2 separate regions of the Homo sapiens genome follow, and region 1 is linked to region 2. A link is a loop called in an ENCODE intact Hi-C map of the cell type or tissue named here. Cell type or tissue: dorsolateral prefrontal cortex. All regions are shown on one strand.

Region 1 (5,000 bases), 88 kb before region 2:
GCTTGTGGAGATTGGTGGTGGGTAAAGTAGAACCTTCACCGCATGTCACATGTCTGCCTGTCTTGTAGTAGGAATATTCAGTAAAGATGATGATAACGGTAATAGGAGTAATAGGATGTTTGAGTCTGTTGGGCAGCGAACACGTGACACCTTTTTTTTCCTCTTAAAAAAACTTCTGAGGTTGTGAATTTCTTGACCCTGTTGCTTGTCCAAGGTAAAAGAATAATGCTTTATTTCCTCTCAATTGCTATGATTATTACTGTAGGGTTTGTTTTATTATTGCAGGGTTGCTACAGTGTGAAGTGCAACAGCAAATTGATCTCTCTGCAGATTAAACTGCTTTCATTCCAGGCCATTCAGCATTTACTAGTAAATCCATCAAGTAATATATAATTATATTAGAAAGGGAACATCATTTTATATTTATTTTTTCACTAAATATCTAGGTTATAAACTGGGCTTCCAACTACCTTCTTATTTCACCAGTCGAGTTTGTTAAATCTTTTGATTTGTTACATGCACTACCTACAAATATCAGTTACATTGTGAATGAACAAAAAAGGAGCAATAATATTGTTTGGGAATGCTATAGCCCCATTTTTTTCTTTGATAATTTAGGAGGCAATGGGTGTGCAGTGAGATCCAGTGTGTTATGGAAAGTCAGCAAGACTGAAATAAAGGAAATGGTTTACAAATTATAAACTATATTATCCACTTAGCAGTTGAAAGATTTCTTTCCTCTGCTTTTCAATTTAGAGTTTAAACTAAATAGCTTAAGACTCCCTGAAAATGCTTTGTATGAATCAGGCTTGGCACATTATTTTCCATATCAATGGAGCAATTTATTTTATAAACACCCTGCACTCCAGTGTGCTTTGCAGGAATGCTTTATGCTTTGGGGAACTTGGATAGCTGACTTTGAAATGGTCTACTTTTTTTCTACCATAGTCCCGAAAATTGTTTCCAAATACGACGTTACCCTTGTTTTTCAGAGCATCTAAATAAGAGGAAAATGGTTTAGCATCCTGTGAGCTCACACTAGTGCTCAACGTTCAGGGTGCTCTCCATAAGCCCTCTTCAGTGACGAGATGTTCCCTAGGCCCAAGCGGCTGCACGCACTATGTGTGGCCACCTGCATAAGTATTAAACCAAAGCTGCAGGTGTAACTTGTTGCCAAGCGATAAATGATTGGCAGCAGCAGGCAGTGCCAATTAGGCAGCACAGGGCACTGCATGCTAGACCTCTGTGCCTTCATTCCTGGCATGAGGATTGACGAGCATAATATTAACTCCTGCTGGTGATCGATGGCTTCTGGAAGCCTCAATTTCTTGCTCCTTCTAAACTCTTTCCTCAGTGACTCTTTAAGAAGAGAGAAGACAGTCCAAAACCAGTTTGAAAAGCACCTCCTTCTCCCTTCTACCTCCAGCCAAGTTGGCAGTTACCTCCTTCAAACCCAGTACTTTCCCAAAGGCTGGACTCCTGGAGATTTGAACACTGACTTCCCTATTCCCAAGTAATGTAATAGGAAGTCTAGACCCCCAGGCACAGGGTTACTGTCACTGTTGATTGACCAAACTTGCTTTTTTGGCAGCTCAGAAACTTCATTGTGCCTCTTTGCTCAAAATGCCAAAGCGAAGATCAACTTAGAAATGTGGATAAAGACACTTTCTATTGTTGTATGTAACCTGTGGTCATAATCTTCAAAGCCAATCCAGAACCAAGCCATCCCTAGAAGTTACACGCACACATATATGCCTGTATGTATGTGATAGGTTAAGCCATTATGCAAGAAACCTCAACTTTCAAGTAAATTGAGTGCTGGACTGTAACACCATTAGCTTAAACTGTCTGTATGGAATAATTAGCACTTTTAGCTTTTGTCCCCCTTCCCCGCTCCCGCCCGCCCCCCAGCATGAAAGCGAGCTTTGAGGCATCTAGAGGTGGATTTTCTGGCCCAGTGTCAGTCCCGAGTCCCAAGCAAGGAGCACGATGGACAAGCTAGGAGTTCTACGGGACAGTGAAAGAAGACAGAAACTCTGCCCTGTCTTTCGTGGTCCTGGTGAAGTCGACCCGTCTTGCTGACACTCTCCAGGGACATGTGGCCGCACCACAACCGGTTGCCCTCCTGGGTTCAGCTCCTACGGCTTCTGGGGCCGGTTGGAGGATTGAGGCCATGTGTAGGTGCCTCCCCGGATCTCCGAGGGGCTCAGGCTTCCGCGCTCTGGTGTCGCCCCAGAGGGCCGAGGCCACAGTTAAAGGAGGCAGATGAAGAGGAAGCCGCTAGTTTCCAGGCGGAGCTTTTGAAAGAGACAAGAGTAGTCAGAAGGAGAGGAGGAGAAGGCGGAAAAGAAAGCGCGGGAGAGAGAAGAAGAAAGAGCCATTCAAATTGGAAGAGGCCTTCGAGGCCATCTCTGCCAACAGGAGGCGCGGAGCGAGGGCGAGGAGGGAGGGGAGCGCGACGGTGGGGACCGCGCGGGGGCGGGGCGGGGGTGCTGGGGACACCGCAGCGAGAGGAGGGCGGGCGGAGAAGGCCCGGTTTCCTCCCGCGCGGAGCCATGAGGGGCAAAGAGGCAGCGGGCCCGGCTGCACGGCTCCGGCCCGAGACCCCGCGGCGTGTCTGCGCTGGCCGTGCCGTGGCGCGCGCCTCGATCGCCGTCTGCTGGCCGCCGCCGCCCTCGCGGAGACACCGGGGCTCTCCGCTCTCTGCCGCCTCTGCGCCCCTCACTCGCTCTGGCAGCCAGAGGCCTTGTTCGAGGGCCTGGAGCGCGCGTTCGGGTGATGGCGCTCCAGGGCGCTCGGGTGATGGCCAGGGGGCTCTTGAGGAGTGCTCCTCTCTCTAGGGTCCCTGGGCGCTCTGAGTCCATCATCTGCGCCCTGGCCCGGGCTAACTTGGTTCCACTGTTCCCAAACAAAACCAGAGAAGCCAGAGTAGCACAGAAGTTTTTGTTGGTGGTGGTTTGGTTTGGTTTTGAAGGAGGAAAAAAAAATAATAACAGCCCAGGGAAAGGGGGTGTGTGGAAGGAGAACGGAAAGAGAGCCCTGGCCATCAGGGATAGCAGCAGAGCTGTCTGCGTGCCGGCGCACCGCTCTCTCCTTTGCCTGACTAGGCGTCCTAGTTTGGAGGCCGTTCCAGTAGCGTTTGCGGGGAAGGGTCAAGAAACTCCTTCTCCTCAAAAGCGACCCAGGCTTTCTTTCGGGCGGTTCGTGTGGAGAGCCGCACATTCACAATCGAAGAACAAACAACTGTGTGTGTGTATGTGTGTGTGCGCGCGCGCGCACGCGCGCGTGCTGTGTGCCTCCGAGCTCTCTGGGTGAAAGCATTTGGAGAAGCTCTGGGAGCTTTGGAGTAGGGGCTCACCCTGTGAGCAGTACTCACACATATAATTCAAATTTCACAGCTGACCTGCTCTGAAAACCTCAATCAGCTTCTAATTGAAGGGAAAACAAAATATTGCTTCCCTACAGCAGAGCTAACGATTTAATCATTATATCAGACATTATAGCTTTTAATTAGGCTAATGCTGATACTGTATGGAAAGAGATAATTCAACACAGTTCTTGATGAATTCTGTAATTGGGTTAACGGCAGAGCAGTTGGGGGAGAGACGTCAATATTCAAGCTGCGTCTGTAGCCACCAGGTTTATGAATGAAAGAGGAGACAAGGGGAGGAAAAAGGCTGGAACCAGAGCGGGGCATTGCGCCCTCCGCCCCACGGAGCTACGGGCGGCTCTGGAGAGAGGCGGCGGGAGACCCGAGCAAAGCTGGGAGGCCGCCGGATGCCAGACCTCTCGGGCCTCGCCGCTGAGCACCGGCTTTTCCTGCCGCTCGGCCTGCCCGGCCCTTCTTTTGTGGGAAACTTTCCGAGAAGACTCTCTGCTGGGCCTACCTGCCCTGTACGCCCCGGCACGGGAGTATTTCTGCGCTGTTCCCACCCAGCCCAGCTGGCGCAGATGTAGCGCGCAGTTCTGTCGGGTGGCTCTTAAAGACGCGAGCTCTACCTGGGCTTCCACCCCTCGCCAGGTCCGAGTGCCACTCAAACGGGCACAGTGCCCCTGGCCGAGGGCAGCCCTAGTTGGTCCTCAGCGCTGTGGGCACGGCGGATGCGCCGAGCGCCCGGCGCCTCAGGGCACCACAGGCTGCCCATACTCTCGAGCTCACAGTGATGACTGCGGGGTCGGCGGGAAACGGTGCTTGGAGGGGGCGCCGGGCCTATTGCCTAGAGGCCTGGACCCGGTGGCCTAGGCTGAGCCGCTGCTGGGCCCTGTGGCTGCATCAGGAAATTGGCAATTAAACCGCCGGGCCGCTTCTCTTCCTCTCCTGTCGCTAAGGGTCCTGGAAAAGAAGGAGGAAGCAAAAGGCCGTTCGCACTCGCCTGCGGGAAGTCTATTGTGCGAGAGAGCAAGAGTGACCCCTCCTCTCACTCCCCAGTCTCTTCTTGCCAAGTAGGGCCTGAGCCACAGGCGGTTTCGGGGTCCCCCGGGAGCCGCGCCTGGCCGGCTGCGTCGTCCAACCTCTGGCTTCGCGTGGCGGGTGCACGCCCAGAGCGGCTGCCGGCTGGGAGCGTTCCCCTCCCTCTTCTGCTGCCCAGATTTCTAGGACCCGCAAAAGTTATGCCCAAGTGGGTGAGGAGGCAAGAGGCGGAGCTGAGACTGGACCCTGCCAGAGGAGATGGTTCTCGAGCCTCGGATTTTGAGGAGAAAATGCCTGTGCCTTTCAGATTTGGTTGAGTTCTTTAGAGAAGTCGCCTAAGCTAAGTCTTCCGCGGTTTTAACCCAAATGGTTTCAGGGTGTGATTTTTTGCACTTTTTATACTTCTGCGCTTCCCTTTTAAATTTTTGCTCTTACTCTTTGGTTTTACCACATCAGCGCAATATTCTCCTTCAAGATAAATATACCGTGTTGTGATTCAGCCTTGTCTTATTTTGTCAGTAATTACGGCAAAATTAAATGGGTCACTGCTAAAGTTTCATTTACACAAACCCCCGTAATTAACAGCTTG
Region 2 (5,000 bases):
TTCCCAGGTCCTTATCATGCGGAAGACACCACGGCGGCCATAATCCTAAACGCACGCAGGGCAACAACAGTTCAGTCTCGAGGCGCGGAGCAATGGCTCGGAGGCTGGGAGCAGAAAGTGTGTTTCCAGAGCATAATCCGGCGGATACACTGTGTTCTTTGCAAAAGGTTGCGAGGCCTTGGCCTAATAAGCATAATCTCATTACACTGCAAATAAAAGTTTCCTATTTATCTCCAGATTTCAAATGAATCTAATAAGGCTTATGATACAGTCACCCAATACCCTAATCATATTTCTGCCTATCTAAAAGCAATCAGTAATTGTGTTACAGCAGAACGTGCTGACAATACCTCTGACACAGAAAGGAGAATGAGAGCCCAGCTGTACTAATTAAATTAAATGCTAGGCTGATGGAATACATTTGCTGAAGCCGGGAGAGTATGGGTGCAGAATTAATAAGCATTACAGCCTAGAGCGGGAGATGATATCATAATGGATGCAGGGTTTTGATGTTGAGAGCCTCATTCAGATTCAATGTACCATAATGTACAGATCTGACAGCTGCTTAGAGAGGTGCAGAGCCTCGGACAAATTGCCCAGGAACTTTCTGGTTTCTGTGCTCCTCGGTGAGGAACATCATATTTTGCATCGCCCTTACAGCCTAAAACCCACCCACCCAGGCCGCGCCCTGGTTGGCCACTGTCCCCTCCGAGGTGAGCTCCTCCCCAGCGAGCTCCATCCTTCCCCCACCTCCGCCTCGCCGGCTCCGAAACGCTCCTGTCCATTCTGAAAAGATGGGTATTGAGGCACCCCAACAGGCCAGGAAAAGATCCCTGTAGGATTATTTTCTACAAGGCCTTTTCCTGATTTTCCTTAAAAAAGCAAAACCCAGGGCCCGCGGGATCCAGCCACGCAGTGGTCCTCTGGGCTGCGGCCAGGCCGCTCCGGAGGTGGCTGTAAGACCCCAGCGAGCCCCCAGCGAGCTCCCTGGCACCGCGGGCCGCCGCCGCCCCCCCGCCCGCCCACCCACCCACCCGCTTTGGTGCCAGCGCAGCGCGATCCCTGCTCATCAATCAGCCGCGCTATCTCGCCGGCTGCAGAGCTGAAGCCGCGGGGCCGGCCCGGCCAGCCAGGGCTCATTATCACGGGAATTTTGACAGGATATTAAATTTACTAATCCTGAACTTTCCGGACTGACCCTCACGGGGAACAGACAATGCTGCTGTCTGCTGGGGAAGCACTTTCTCCGTTTCCTTTCTTCCTTCAACGACCTCACCCGGTTCCCTCCTGCCCGGTGTCCCTCATGGGAACAAGCCTCCCCGGCCCAGGCCTCCAGTCTCCCTGGAGCACAGGCGCTGCCCAGACCCCTCCTCCCGGCAGGCGCCCACGGAAGGGCGGCCACATACCCACTCCAAGGACCCAGAGATCCGGCCAGGCACGGCCCAGAGGAGCTGCGGTCACTGATGGGCTTGGGGGGCAAACGGGCTGAAATGCGGCAGTTCCAGGGGGCCTACCTCCATGCACACAGGCTGTCACGGAGAGACGCCAGCACACTTGTCAAAGATCACACCCCATCCTGCACACATGCATGCCCACATGCACCTCACACAGGCACACTCCCTCCACACGTGTGGTGCACACACTCTCCACACGTGTACACAACAACCACATCTGTGTACACACACATGCATACCCACATACATGTACAGGACACCCACATCTGTGTACATACACGTGCATGCATACCCACACAGTACACATGTGCACACACACCCATACTCTACACACATGTACATGACACCCACATGTTGCGTACACACTGGCACACATACCCACACACGTACACGACACCAACATCTGTGTACACTCACATGCATACCCACACACATGTACATGACACCCACATCTATGTACATTCACACACATACCAGCACACATGTACACGACACCCACATCTGTGTACACACACTTGCATACTCGCACACATGTATACATGCGCACACACTACACACGTGTACACAACACCCACATCTGCATACACAGGCATACCCACACATGTACACATGTGCACACACACTCATACTCTACACACATCTGTGTACACACACCCACACACATGTACATGACACCCACATCTGTGTACACATAGGCACACATACCCACACACATACACATGTGCAGTCATACTCTACACACATGTACACACGCCTGCACACATGTACACATCTGTGTACACACTCACATATAACTGCACACATGTACACAACACCCACATCTATGTACGCACACATATCTGCACATATGTACACATGTGCACACACTACACGTGTGTACATGACATCCACATCTGTGTACATACTCTTGCATGCATACCTGCACACATGTACAAGACACCCATATCTGTGTACATACATGCCCACACACATGTACATATGTGCACACAGTCATACTTTACACATGTGTACACAACACCCACATCTGTCTACACATACATACCTGCACACATGTACCTGACACCCACATCTGTGTATGCACACTTACATACACACATGTACATGACACCCACATCTGTGTACACACACGCATACCACACACGTGTACACATGTGCATATACACTCATACTTTACACATGTGTACACGACACCCGCATCTGTGTACACACACTTTCATACATACTCCCACACATGTACACGACACATCTGTGTACACACACATGCATACCCACACACGTATACGCATGTGCACACACACTTATACTCTGCACATGTGTACACGACACCCACATCTGTGTACACACACTCACATGGATACCCACGCACGTGTACACATATGCACACATCCATGAACACTTGTGCACACACCTAGCGCACAAACAGGCGTGCACCCGTGTATGCCTTACGCACACACAAGCAGGCACCGTCAGTCCTGTGTAGTGTGGGGTCACCTGTGAGTCACCCCGGGAACACGCAGCTCCACAGGCGGCGCCCATCTGTTAAAATTTTGAAAAGACAGCCCACACTGGCTCTGTTGAGAGCGGCTGCCTCTACGTTCTTGCTGCCCCCTCACAAATCAGACACTGCACATATGTTGTGATAGCAACTGTTACTCTTTGTTTATTCCCTCTATAAATAAACTCGGAGCTGCATCAGACCCTGTGAATATTTTTAGAAAGTTTCGGGCATCACAGCGGAATTCAGCATCTTGCCCATTCATAAGCTTTCTGTGCTTCAGAAAACCAAACACGCGACAGATTCCCACTGACATTCTGCCAGTTTGATCTCTAAATAATTCAGCATTAAAATCTGGTCAGCTCTCCTACCTCCCCGAAAAACTCCTGCAAACACTGTGCCAATTAAGTTGCTGAAAACAGCAGATTTGCACTGATACCATCCAGATAAAGCTGACCATTAAATCGCAATTTAACATCCCCGGGCAGCAGTGGCTGCTGACAGCCTCCAAAGCTTGCAATCTCATTTAACCCCCTCCTGTCAGGAGCAGGCCCGCCCTCTCAGCATAATGCCGCCAAATTAGACCTGACAGGGCAACAAGAGAAAGAAAAACCTCTTTAGCTTAAAAGTCAGGCCACAGTGGGCAACCCTGACCTTCAGCGTCCCCTGCTCAGCCCCCTGGGTTCTCCAGGGACCCCGGAGACATTTACGCAGAGAGAGGAGGAGAGAGATGGACAGAGGGGAGTGGGGCGGGGGCCCCGGCCACAAGGCACTTGGATTTCCCAGGGGGCAAATTACAGAGAATTTTCCTAGACAATGGAAGAAAATTTCACCTGGGCTTTTTCAAGTCTTTCTTTGGTAATAAAAGATGAACCCTGATGGTTCTGTTCAAACTACTGTGGCTCAATATTTCCCTGTGCCTGTAGTGCCCTCTGACTCCGAAGCCAGGGGACGCCTCTGTTGGAACACAGAGCCCCCTCCATGCCGCAGACGCCTGCATTTTAGATGAGGCCATCTTAGCTGGTGGCTGCAGCCTTCAAAGCCCTCCCCATAACTGGCATTTACCAGAGCTCTGTTTTCATAAGGAAATCAGGCTGCCTCCGAGACCCCTGACCACACGCGCTCTCGCCGCTGTCCTTTCCACCCGCTCCACCTGTTCTGCTAAGAGAGGGTGCGGGAAAAGGAACGGAAGGAGGGGAGGGTCCCGGCACAGCCGATGGGAGACGATTTTCACAACAGTCAGGAGGATTTCTCCAAATCCAGACGGAGCTACTCTCAGAGAAACGGCTACCCCACGTTTCACACCCGACAAACGAGGACAGAGGCAGTTGTAACTAAAATGACTTCCATGTATATTCTAGTTCAAATCAGTCATTAATCTAACAGAGATTCCTTTGCAAACACACACTTTTTGTTTTTTCTCCTGTACAAAGAAAAATGCTTTAAGGCCAAAAGTTAGAAGGGTGTCACCCATCAGTTTTGTAACACATCCTGGACCTTAAGAAAACCGAAGGCAATACCCCACTCTAAAATCCTGTCCGTCTCTTCTTCCTCCTCTTCAGTCCTCTCCTTGCCTGAATTTCATAAATAGATTGTGATTGCACAAGTCAAAAACTTCTCAAAGTCGAGCTTAAAAGAGACAGAGAGTCAGAGACAGAGAGAGAGAGGGAGAGAGAAGTCCTCCTCCTCCTGGAGTCACTCCCTCTTTAGGCAGCGGTTCAACACCTGTAAGAAGGCCTTTTTAAAAAGGAGAGAAGAGCCAAGCTGCTTGCAGGAACAGAGCCCCAGGCGTCAGCGCAGTCTGCTGCCCACCTCTGCGGTGCCCCAACCTCCTGTGACTTACCGTCCGGGCTCCCAGGGCCACACCGCAGGAAGGACTTCCTAGCGCTCCTGGAAACCGCTGCCCTCCACGCCGTGGTCGCGACCTGCTGCAGAGGCCGGCTCTCGGGGGCTACTGACCCACTCAAGTTCCGAAGTCTCCCCCCTCCATTTTTTCCCCTCCTTAAGTTAGACGAAATGGCTATAGCAGAACCCACCTCAATGTTTATTTC

The links. Hi-C counts contacts between places; a loop is a spot of excess contacts. Peaks named below come from ENCODE experiments on the same cell type or tissue, not always from the same donor. Only the 100,000 strongest peaks of a DNase experiment are listed, where the experiment ranks them.
Region 1: a loop joins it to region 2, with 2.2 times the contacts of the local background. A loop is called at or near these places in 1 of 110 quality-filtered maps.

The regions. Positions count from the first base shown.
Region 1 is chr13:112,060,610-112,065,609 of GRCh38, reverse strand. All of the region lies in intron 1 of SOX1-OT (SOX1 overlapping transcript), which reads right to left. Among named protein-coding and RNA genes, the nearest start is that of SOX1, 4.0 kb to the left of the region's middle. In dorsolateral prefrontal cortex, CTCF peaks have their summits at 2,418 (motif pointing right) and 2,637 (motif pointing left); no DNase peak of the experiment used is centred here; H3K4me3 peaks cover 2,302 bases; H3K27ac peaks cover 2,398 bases; H3K27me3 peaks cover 5,000 bases.
Region 2 is chr13:111,972,379-111,977,378 of GRCh38, reverse strand. SOX1-OT (SOX1 overlapping transcript) reads right to left here. Exons shown (of 4, transcript NR_120392.1): 1 at 4,986-5,000. Among named protein-coding and RNA genes, the nearest start is that of SOX1-OT, 2.6 kb to the right of the region's middle. In dorsolateral prefrontal cortex, no CTCF peak of the experiment used is centred here; a DNase peak (open chromatin) is centred at 2,938; H3K4me3 peaks cover 2,583 bases; H3K27me3 peaks cover 1,228 bases.